Regions from separate parts of the Homo sapiens genome. Here regions 1, 3 and 4 are each linked to region 2. Evidence: chromatin contacts called from ENCODE Hi-C or POLR2A ChIA-PET data. All regions are on one chromosome and are shown on one strand. The core of a region is the stretch at or near the end of the contact, and the rest is flanking DNA. Distances in the headings are between cores, read along the strand shown.

The links. A loop is a pair of places that touch in the nucleus more often than their neighbours do. ChIA-PET counts read pairs that join two places held with the same protein, here RNA polymerase II (POLR2A). Pooled maps may share reads with other maps.
Region 1: a loop to region 2 is called in a pooled map, with 2.7 times the contacts of the local background. The contact joins two enhancer-like sites. A Hi-C loop is called at or near these places in 5 of 50 pooled maps. POLR2A ChIA-PET finds 5 or more read pairs at or near these places in 6 of 52 experiments (CD4-positive, alpha-beta memory T cell, OCI-LY7, T-cell and 3 more).
Region 3: POLR2A ChIA-PET joins it to region 2 with 10 read pairs in CD4-positive, alpha-beta memory T cell. The contact joins two enhancer-like sites. POLR2A ChIA-PET finds 5 or more read pairs at or near these places in 3 of 52 experiments (CD4-positive, alpha-beta memory T cell, activated CD4-positive, alpha-beta memory T cell and activated naive CD4-positive, alpha-beta T cell).
Region 4: a loop to region 2 is called in a pooled map, with 5 times the contacts of the local background. The contact joins the promoter of LIG3 here to the enhancer-like site in region 2. A Hi-C loop is called at or near these places in 5 of 50 pooled maps. POLR2A ChIA-PET finds 5 or more read pairs at or near these places in 2 of 52 experiments (CD8-positive, alpha-beta memory T cell and Panc1).

What each region holds. Positions count from the first base shown.
Region 1 is chr17:35,045,457-35,048,156 of GRCh38, forward strand. All of the region lies in intron 1 of RFFL (ring finger and FYVE like domain containing E3 ubiquitin protein ligase), which reads right to left. All of the region lies in intron 5 of RAD51L3-RFFL (RAD51L3-RFFL readthrough), which reads right to left. Among named protein-coding and RNA genes, the nearest start is that of RFFL, 17 kb to the right of the region's middle. RefSeq lists enhancers at 1,118-1,167, 1,228-1,327, 1,468-1,597. Within about 2 kb of position 1,360, at least 11 of the 41 ENCODE cell types and tissues checked have a DNase peak (open chromatin) inside an H3K27ac peak, as active enhancers do.
Region 2 is chr17:35,213,428-35,216,127 of GRCh38, forward strand. No RefSeq gene overlaps it. Among named protein-coding and RNA genes, the nearest start is that of SLC35G3, 20 kb to the left of the region's middle. Within about 2 kb of position 1,349, at least 3 of the 41 ENCODE cell types and tissues checked have a DNase peak (open chromatin) inside an H3K27ac peak, as active enhancers do.
Region 3 is chr17:35,021,515-35,024,214 of GRCh38, forward strand. RFFL (ring finger and FYVE like domain containing E3 ubiquitin protein ligase) reads right to left here. Exons shown (of 7, transcript NM_001017368.2): 3 at 1-267. All of the region lies in intron 5 of RAD51L3-RFFL (RAD51L3-RFFL readthrough), which reads right to left. Among named protein-coding and RNA genes, the nearest start is that of RFFL, 41 kb to the right of the region's middle. Within about 2 kb of position 1,442, at least 32 of the 41 ENCODE cell types and tissues checked have a DNase peak (open chromatin) inside an H3K27ac peak, as active enhancers do.
Region 4 is chr17:34,979,210-34,981,909 of GRCh38, forward strand. It overlaps LIG3 (DNA ligase 3), which reads left to right and starts at 1,303. Exons shown (of 20, transcript NM_013975.4): 1 at 1,303-1,413. RefSeq lists a silencer at 1,328-1,757.

The DNA.
Region 1 (2,700 bases), core at 110-2,609, 170 kb before region 2:
CTCCTGACCTCAAGTGATTTGCCCGCCTCAGCCTCCCAAAGTTCTAGGATTACAGGCATGAGCCACCATGCCCGGCCTATATAATTCTTTTTAAAGTATTTTTCTTCCATATTTAGGGTGTGGAAAGTGAAACAGGAAACAAGAGTAGGTCTATTTCACAGCTTTATTCTCAGCCTTAATGCCAGGTAATCAACACATATTTGTTGAATTATTAACTAATGATAACAGCAATAGAGCGCTTTTTAAAAAAAAAGGACAGAAATTCATGCTTAAAATTGCACAATTGGCGAGGCACAGTGGCTCACGCCTGTAATCGCAGCACTTTGGGAGGCTGAAGCCGGCGGATCACCTGAGGTCAGGAGTTTGAGACCAGCCTGGCCAACATGGCAAAACCCCATCTGTACTACAAATAAAAAAATTAGCTGGGCGTGGTGGTGTATATGCCCATAGTCCCAGCTACTCGGGAGGCTGAGGCAGGAGTATCGCTTGAACCTGGGAGGCGGAGGTTGCGGTGAGCCAAGATTGCACACTGCACTCCACCCTGGCTGACAGAGTGAGACTCTGTCTCAAAAAAAAAAAAAAAAAGGACAGAAACTGCACAATTATGATTCCGGGATGATCAGTAAATTAAGGATTTTAAACACACATAACCACAGCAATACCTTGAACGAAAGACTGAAGAGAATTTCTTTGTCTGCTAAGATTACTTGAAAAACAAAAGAAAAGAAAAATGGTTTAAATTGTTATTACAGAAGGACAAAACCAGAAAAGGAGAGCCTGGAAGAGGAACAAGACGGTCACTTCCATCTCTTCCTAAAAAGACACAGAAGGCTTCAATGCCTTCACTGTTGTTTTGGATTGGAATGGTGCTGCAATGGGAACTGCAAATACAAATAAACATGAAAACAACAAATGCAGATGTAAAATAAAGACATGCTAGAAATCAAAGAAACCGACCTCTACCAGACACACCCAGGTCTGGGTGTACCTTTGCCTGTTCTTCCCGACTTGCACAGCCCAAGCAAGGTGGAAGGAGAAACATAACAAAATGATACAGGAACCAGAGAGCAGAGGGTCTTGGAGCATAAACTGTTAAAATAATAATATGAATAAGGGGGAAAGGAGAGAGATTTCACTTCCCACTAGCAATAAGTGAGCTCTTTTTCTTAAGCGGTAACTGTTAACAACTGAAAGACATACATAATAATCACAAGTTATAAATGTTCTCAGAAACTCCCTGGTTTCAACTATTCTATGACAAATATCTGCAGAGGGACCTCAGCATCTGCTATGAAGTTCAGGGAAAAGTAATTCTAACCAATGGAGCTGTGCCAAAATATCACCCCTGGGGTCTGACCAATTAAATGGCTGCTTCTTAGTGTGGAGTTTAGGAGAGATGACAGATTGAACACCGCAGCAGAGAAACCTACGCTTTCATTTCAACCCAGGCATTCTGCCCCAAAGGGTGAGTCAATCAGGAAACAAAGCAATTCAGAGTAAAGTCTTCTAACAACGCTGAAAACAGAATAAATGGACCTGCAGTTTAATTACAGCAGGATCCTTCTTCCATCGAAACTGATGACAAAGCTCATCAAGAATAAAGAGACTCTGATCCCCCTACTACTCTGGTGCAGGAAAGAGGATTTACCAGATAAGCTCTTCTGGACCTTCTACTGAAGAAGCTGCTTTCACAAGATATTATCACAATGACTGACTAATGGGTAACCAGGATTTTTTTTTAAATGAAGGCAGGGACTAGGTGAAGGGGTTTCTGGCACTCCAATGCACCGGGAAAAGAAGGCATTTCCAGACAGGAATTCTATCTAGGCTCAAAATTATGCAATTTACCTTTCCAAAGTGGACTGCACGAAAATTACTGCAGCCAAATGTACCATGGTATAGAATGAATTCTGGTGTTATTTAACTCCTTTAATTAAAACCTGCTACATTGAAAAGATAATTGAAAGGATTAAAATAACGCATGTCAAAGCATTTAACCCAGAGCCCAGCAAATAATGGATGTTCAACAGAAATTGGCTGTAAATAATTTAAAGAAAGTACTTTGTTAAGGTTGTTTTTGTTGTTGTTGTTGTTGTTTTAACACAGAAAGGCCCATTAAGGTTCTTAACTTTTTTATTTTACTTAGTTTTCAGACAGGGTCTCCCTCTGTTGCCCAGACTGGAGTGCAGTGGCATGGTCTCACTCACTGCAACTTCTGCCTCCTGGGCTCAAGTGATCCTCCAACCTCAGCCTTCTGATTAGCTGGGACTACAAGCGCAAGCCACCATGCCCAGCTTTTTTTTTTTTTTTTTAAATACAGAGTCTCCCTCTGTCACCCAGGCTGGAATGCAGTGGCGTGATCTTGGCTCACTGCAGCCTCTGCCTCCCAGGCTCAAGCGATTCTCATACCTCAGCCTCCCAAGTAGCTGGGATTACAGGTGCCCACCACCATGCCCGGCTAATTTTTGTATTTTTAGTAGAGACGGGGTTTCACCACGTTGGCCAGGCTGGTCTCGAACTCCTGACCTCAAGCAATCCATTCACCTTGGCCTTCCACAGTGCTGGGATTATAGGCGTGAACCACTGCACTCAGCCCATTAAGGTTCTTTAAAAAGACGTTTATCAGTTCTATTCCTCTATCTATCTGCTTTTTAAAAATTTAGGGGCCGGGCACGGTGGCTCATGCCTGTAATCCCAGAA
Region 2 (2,700 bases), core at 99-2,598:
CAGCTCCAAGACAAGGAAGCAGTGTCCAGGTAAGAAATCTTCATTTCAATGGATCACAAACTCCTAAACTCTTAACAATTGAACAGAAGCATAGGTTTTATAATCTCTGTGCATGTGGGAAAACAGGAAAGAGCTCTTCCTCTCTCTTCTGGCTCGACAAAATAAATTCTTACGCGTATATCCCTTCCAGGAAAAAGCATTCATTTCAATGTCATCAGAACAGCACAACTTAGAGTTAAACAAGCCTTCAGGATGACAGACTTGGTAGCAGTTAGTGATTACTTTCATAGGACACAATAATATTCTCTGAAGTCTAGATGTTTTATACAGTTTTCCTTTGCTAGACATAACATTTGGAAAGACAATTTCAAGAAGCGAAATCATACCTACTTTTCTGCAGCTATAAAGGGTCGGAGAGACATTATCTACTTATCTTGCTGAGTTGGTTGTTTTCCCCACCAGATATGTAATTTTCAGAGCTAAGCACTGAAGTTTCACTAGTTATTTTGGAGAGAGCAAGTGCCAGACCCCAGAGTTCAAAACTTAGAAGATGCAAAGAAAAGGTCAGGATAGGATTATTATTATGTGGACTATAGATCTTGTGTTTCAGATCCACAGGAGTGGCATGAATATGGGTCTATGAAATGCTGATTCTATCAGATAATCTGCGGGGGGTTTTTCCTCCAATTATATGGGGGAAAAAAGCTGTGTAAGAAGAGATACATTGTCCACTACTTTCCAGATAGTTCTCAGATTTTTATAAGTTTTAAAAATCAAGTGGTACATGCACATAATATTGGAAGTGAAATAGTTTGACAGGGCTTAGTATAACACCAGCAGTCTCCTGCTCCTGCCCCCATCTTGTTCCTAGGGGCCATCACTTTGATGTTTCTTTTGGTACTTAGCTCTAAATGGTGCCATTTTGAGGTTTAACTAGATATTATCTATTTCCGGAAGATTTAGCTCAATTATACTCCCTCCCTATTTTGCTCTCCCCACATCCTGCCAAGATGATTTTATCACTGTTTTCGGTTAGAACAATATTCGATGTTCACCTTGTTATGAGCCTCTCTAGTCACAGTTGTGCTAGGTGATGTACTATGGGTGCATTTCATTTCTCATACAACTTTCTGCTTTCCTCAGGATTCATATCATCTTACTTTTTCTTTGTTTCATAACTTTTTTTTTTTGGTTAATCAAGTACATGAAGTCTACCATCAACTTTGTATCCTCAGGAGAAGGTCCCCCGAGCCTTCTGCCCTTGGATCCTGACTGGGGGCTCTCTGGGCCCACCCTCAGCTGTCATCCTGGACTCCCTGTCACATGTATCCAGAGGGCTCTTTTCCCAGGGTGGATCCTTGTTTCCTTGATGGAGCTGCTTGCAGGATATAGCATGGGAACAGGGTCAGGGCAGGGCTTGGGGGTGCCAAAGCCTCCCTGATTCACAGAAAAGTTGCATAGGGTACAGGGTTTTATAACTGTTTTGATGATTGGTACGGATTTCCTCTTTTCACAGACTAGATATTAGTCAGGGCTGCTTGTCACTCACAGATGTTTTTCTGATTTCAAAGATGATGTGTCCTTTGCCAATCCTGCGATTAACACAAGGGTAAGGAAACTCCAAGCCCCCTCTGCCCTTCAGTCTGGTTGTTCCAAACAAGTAGTCATTGAATTTTCTGCCCAGGGTCTACAAACCACCCAATACAGACAACCCCGTGTTCTGCTGACTGTGCCCAACATCTGTAGTGGCAGGTTTTCCCTCCTGGTGTCCTCGACCTCCACTGCATGAGGCAGCCTTAGCTCTTCTTCCCACATAATGAGGGCTGAGGTTTAGGTGTCTCATTTCTTATTTTTCATTTGGGGTATTGCAAAAAAGGGAACAGAGATGTCTTTGGTGTGACATCTTAAAAGTCTCCTATTACTACTATAATAAATGTAAAAATAAATGTAAAAAAAGATTCAGTAAAAATAAGTATAAAAAAAGTCCACTATTATTTAATTACCACTCTGCCAAAAAAAATTCTAGGGGAAAAAAAGTCCAGATGAAACATGTCACAATGCTAACAGTCTTTGGACAATAAATAAATCTATGTCCTTCCCTGCCCCTATTTCTAAAGATTTTTTTCCAGATTTCCCAAAATGTCAAGATTGACAGTGTATGTTAACCAATGGGAGAAAATAAAACAAACTTGAAAATTGTAAGGAGCTCTGAGTTTTTAAAACCTTTTCATTTTGAAGCAATTTAGACTTGTAGAAAAGTTATAAAAATAGTACAGTTCCAAACGCCTAGGCTTAAGCCATCCTCCTGCCTCAGCCTCCGAGGTAGCCGGGAATACAGGTATGTACCACTGTGTCCGGCGTCTCTGGACTTCTTTGATACCACTTTTATGTCTCACAGGTGCTTGATTTTCTTTTACTCTTACCATTCTAGCCATTCACTCAGTCTTCTTTGCAGGCTACTTTGCAATGTACATTTAATTTACCTCTTCCTTGATGGGGGCATTCCTCAGCCTTTGTTCTGAATGGGATGTTTTCAGAGTCTTCTACAGTATCTCTGGGTGATCTCTTCCATCCTGTTGCTCCAAGCTGATCGTGCCTGGATTTGTATCTCCATCGTAGGCCTGTTTCTTGAACTCTAGACTTATATTATTTAAGTCTCCATGTTCCTCGTCTACCAAATCCAGTTGATCACAGTGTACT
Region 3 (2,700 bases), core at 192-2,691, 190 kb before region 2:
GGAGGCACGAGTCCTGTCCTCCTGGGAGATTACAGGCTGCTGGCCAAGGACCAAGAGCACCAGCTCTTCTTTCTCCCGGCACATTTCGGTAGAGATGTCATGGAGGCTGAGATAGTCCCTCAAGTCCTTCACCTTCATCTTCATGAGCTCCTCTCGCTGAAAGGCTGTAGCTCGAAACCGTTGGCAGAGAAGGCAGAGGCGGGGCCCATTCCCTACTTGGCTCGAACAGGTCATGCAAAAATTTTTCTTACAGTCCAAGCAGGTCTGCTGCTTAGAGCAAAAGACACAGGAAACCATGTCAGATTGAGAGAACAAGACAGAGAGTGCGATGGGAGCTTCAGAGCTGCCAAGCCCAGCAGGATCTCCTCCAGTCACTCTTACTTTTACTAAGCTCTCTCATATATCTAAGGGTGCAAGCCACTTTCAGATTTTAGATTAAAAGCCACTCGGGTGGAAGACCTCCACTATGTATTGTGTATATCCATGTACAGGACACTTCACATTTATTATTTAATTTGAGGCTTACTTTATTTACTCCTGAAGCACCTGAGGTATTAATTAAGACTACCAGCATAAGAATCAAAAAGCTCTGCATTTTTATTAAGCCTCCCTCCCTTATTTCTTGCAGTATCACCTTGGGTGTGTAATTTAGCCTCTCTGGTGCTCAGTTTCCACATCTGTAAAATGGGGGTGATAACAGTATCTACCTCATGGGGTTGTTGTGAAGATTAAGAGAGAACCCATTTAGCATATCTAACACAAAATGAGTCCTCAACAAGTGTAAGCTGTTTTATTATAGCTAGGAAATATTACCTAACGGTGACAGCCAGGATTCAAATCCTAAACTGTAATTATTTCTGCATGAAGGTTATGGTGGTGGTGGTTGTTACAATTAATATTAATTTATTGAGGTGCTTCTATATGCTAGCTTGTCATTTAATTCTCAAAGCGACATTGCAAAGTAGGTATTAGTGTTCTTCCCTGATTCACAGACAAAGCAACCGAGGCTTAGGGAGATCAACTGTTGTATTCAAGGTCAGGCAATAAACAGGAGAGCGGGTATTCACACTCAAGGTCTGTTGGAGGCTAATGCCCATGATCACATTCTTTCCACCAGGCCATACTGCATAGCTCAGTTCCATTCAAGTACAGAGCAGTTCTGAGTCAAGGGCCTGGCTTCCATCTCCAAATTCCCCACCCACTGCTCCATCGACACAGGCTCCCCACTCCAGGAAGGCCCACTCAGAGTGCTGGGAACCCAGTGGTGCTTACAAGCATATCCAAGACAAATATTTAGACAGCAACGGGAGGCTGTCTGGACATCAGGGTACTCTCGTTCCTGAAAGCACAGAGTGTCTCAGTTAGGCAACAAGAGCGCCTGATGGGCAAGCTGGTACTGCCTGGCAGCAGCTAGTCTGGCAGTCGCTGACAACACAGGAAGGCTTACTCAGCCCACAGGAAGCAATCCTCGGCCTCTCACCCCACAGGCTGAGTGAGCACAGTGACATCCGGCTGAGCTCTGTTCTGGCCAAGAGCATGTCACATCCCCAACAAGAGAGGTAATTCCTGAGCACACTGGGATTGGCCTGGAGGGCACCCTCATTAATCCTTTAAAGAAGTTAAAAACTTTTCATCCTGTGTTGACTTAAGTAGTAACTTAAATATTTCTGGTCCATCTTTTCGAAATATAGAAAGATATTCAAGCTAAAAAAGAAAGCTCAAGAGACAAGATTCTCATAGTCAAGATCACAGACACTCTGGGCTGAAGTAAATGTCTGCATAGTTAAGATAGTTATATAAGTTTTGTCTAAGTATCATTCACATAGTAAAGGGAAAAGGAAATAATATTTACCACCCAGTTTTGGCTATTAAGACTTAGAAGGCATTGCAAAGGGACATATATCAAGCTCCCTAATTCTCCATACAGTTATAACCAAACAATACTGTTCAGAGATGGACTTAAAAGGATGCATGGCTGCACTAGCATTGTAACGGTTCTGGGACCAGTAGCCATGCAGGCAGAAAATGGATGTTTTCAGGTATTTGGGGTTCATTCACATCTAAAGCTTTTCTATTGGGAAATGAAGTCTGTTTAGGATGACTGAGACTGAAACAAAGAGGCTTCAATGCCATAAACCTGTGGGCCTGACATGGAATATTACTTAAGTCGATGCAGTCTGACAAGACCTAGCTTGACACAATTATAAAGCCTGCGTTGCTCAATCAGCCAGATCCAAACAACTCTCTATTCTTTCTTCAAATGTGTGTGGCTTGCTGGATGCAAGATCAGAATGCAGACAACAACCTAGCTTCTATGCACCCGCTGGCTCACAGGGAACTCTGAAATAAGCTGGCATCTGAAACACACCCTACAGGAACAGGATAGGGCTTGAGGCTAAAACCCCAGTTTGCAGTGGCAGAAGAAAACAAGAAGAAAGGAAAAAAGGGCTGTCAACAAATGCAGGCAGAATGAGCAAAGGACACACTTATGTATAAATTCTGCCGAATGGTTCAAAACAACTCAGTAACCAGGTAGCATGAAAGATGAATTAGTGGAGGCAACCAACATGCCTGCAGAAATGCCCAGGGTGTACTGAGATATCCAGCATCACAGAACTGGCCGTGGCGCCTCAGGCCGACACCACCCTTCAAGGATGCCGTGTGCAGGGTTCTGCTGGCTCCCGTTTGCCAACTGCCCTT
Region 4 (2,700 bases), core at 53-2,552, 230 kb before region 2:
GTATGAATTTTTTGGTGTGTATTTTCTTCACTTATAGCACATCTCAATTCCATGCAACATTCAAGTGCTCAATAGTCACGTGTGGCTAGTGATTACAGCATTGGAAAAAGACAGATACGGTTGAGGAAACTTAAAAAAATGTAGCAAATGTAGTTGTAGAGACGTGCTCAAGATCACTCAATTATCATAGCTAGGACGTGAGTCTCCAGCGACCTTCCAATTGCCTGGTTGAACCAAAGCCCTGGTTCATTCTGCTGCGCATTAAAAGCAGGCTTTACTCCCCTCCAAACAGTAGAATCGCAGTTAAACTTAGTCAAACAAACTTAATGTATCCAATACAAAACTCATCTTTCTAACCCTAACACCTCCTCTTCCTCTCTATTTTCTATTTCAGTTGATGGTACCATTATGTTTCTGCTCACTCAAATTATTATTATTTTATCCATAAACGAGCACTTTATCTAGAAGATCATTTAAATTCTAAATGATCTTCAAAAACGCACTTTACTCTCCACCCTAACTAGCTGAATCATCTCCCACATGGGTCACTATGAGAGCCTTCTGATTTGTTCCCTTGCCTCAGTCTCTCCCCACCCAGCTTCAGCAGTATTCCCTAAGACTCTTCATGGCTCTCCGTCCTCTACAGAGTAAAGACGACACTCTTCATCACACAGCACAGAATTCTCTCGGGAACCTGTTCTTTGCTTACCTAACAAGGCCCAGTTGTTTGCTCTTCCTAGACTCTGAAGAGGTCACTTACCCTCAGGCTGCTACATTTGTAAAAATCGCCATCCCAACTCTCAAAGAGCTGGCTTCAGATTTGAGATAATACACTTTGAATGATATACAATCAAGGAGTTTCTCCTCCATCACTCCTTTACATTTTATATCTATCTGCTGTTTAGTGCCTCGTCTCAATTCCATGAAAGCTACTGAATACAAACTATTTACTAGGGAGTCTGCGGGACACAAACAGAGGGATTATATTTAAAAAATAGATTGACGCGATCTTTGCCTTCCCCGACCTCATTACAATATAGTTTCTCCACCAATATCTTTAAAAACAGATCCTCTCTAACAGTATGAGAAAATCAAGGGGAGCCTCGGAAGTTCAGGCCAGGCTGCGTTCCGAGGAGCCGCCACGTCCCCCCACCTCCGCTTCCCGGGCCGCGATTGCAGGTTGAAAACTACTCCCAAACATCACAGGGCAGGCAGAATGCAACTACGACCCACGTGGCAGACGGGGGCGGGGACCGGTCGCGTGGCCGCGGCCTTGGCTCTTGCGCCTGCGCGCTGCCTCCCGCTCTAGGACCCGGATTTAAAGAGACAGGCGCTCCAACCGTCGTGGGCTGCCCGCGGCCTGTAATGAGCAAGTTCCGAGGCCTACGGTGAGCGCCGGAGCCGGAGAGGCAGGTGAGGGGCTACGCGGCGCGGCACGGCGCGGCGGGGCCCGGCGTGGGGAAGGCAGCGGGCCCGGGGCGAGGAGCTCGGCGCGGCCGGGGAGCCAGCCCCCCGGCTCCTCCCCCGCCCGCCTGCGGAGCCCCGGGGCACACCCTCCGTGACGTGGCGGCCCTCCCGGGAGCCCAGGGGGAGGCTCGCGGCTCCCCGGGACCCCCACGGGGCCGCGTGAGGCGGGGAGGCCGGCGCCCGGGCTGTGTTCCCTGTGGAACCCACGGGGCCTTCTCGTACCCTGGCCCGGCGTGCGTCCTCCTGCGCTGAACCGGGAGCGCTCGGGTGGGACTCAGGGAGCCTTGATCACTTCCCGCCTGCGTCCCGGACCCGGTGGAGGAGCGCTCCTTTCTGCCTCGCCGGGGGTCGCGGCCTACGCCGCCGACCCCACTGTCCCCGCCACTCTCCGACAGCGGCGCGGGAAGCCCTTCGAGAAAAGCGGCGGCGGCCAGGCCTCAGCGATTTCCTTCTCGGGCCCCTGGGCTGCGGCAGTTGTGAGGGTGCGGAACGAGGGACAGACGGGTTTCCTCAAAGCTGCATTGTGCCTCCTCGTGGCCCAGCGCCTCCCGAGCCTCCCTCAAGTCCACTCCTTTCATTATTGGGGCCCTAGAGGTTGCTCTGTAAATTGATCTTCTAGGAAAAGTGTTGAAACTCACTTGTTCTGACCTCCTTTTATGGGTCTGCCGTACTTCCACTTACCTCACCTCTGTGGTTCTTAAACTTTGGGAGTTATATAGCCCTTTGTGAATATCACGAAAGTGATAGACCTCCTCCAAAAAACCGTGCATTTTTATCGAATGTACATTTTGTATACATTTTTAGAGAGCTCAGAACAGCCTCCCTCCCCCACAACCAGCGCATTCATGGATTCCTTGTAATTTTCCCAACTACCCTGTGAGGTAGGTATTATTTACCCTGCTTTAGAAATAAGAAAACAGATGCAGATAAATTAAGAGTTTTCTCCGAGGTAACAGTCAGTAAACTGTACAGTCAGACTTGCACTCCCATCCCTTATTCCAGGTCCACCAGCTTTCCTTCACATCATGTTGCACTACAGTAAGCAAAGCCTGCTTTTTATTATAACGTGACAGCAATTTTGCTTCACAGCGTGTGCAGACTGAACATAATTCCAGTATACTTAAAACTAGGACTATAAAATGCTTTAGAAAACATGAATATAAGAAGATGCTGATATAATCTTTTTCCATTTGGATTGATTTATGAGTTCCTGTGAGTCTTGCTGCCCAGTGA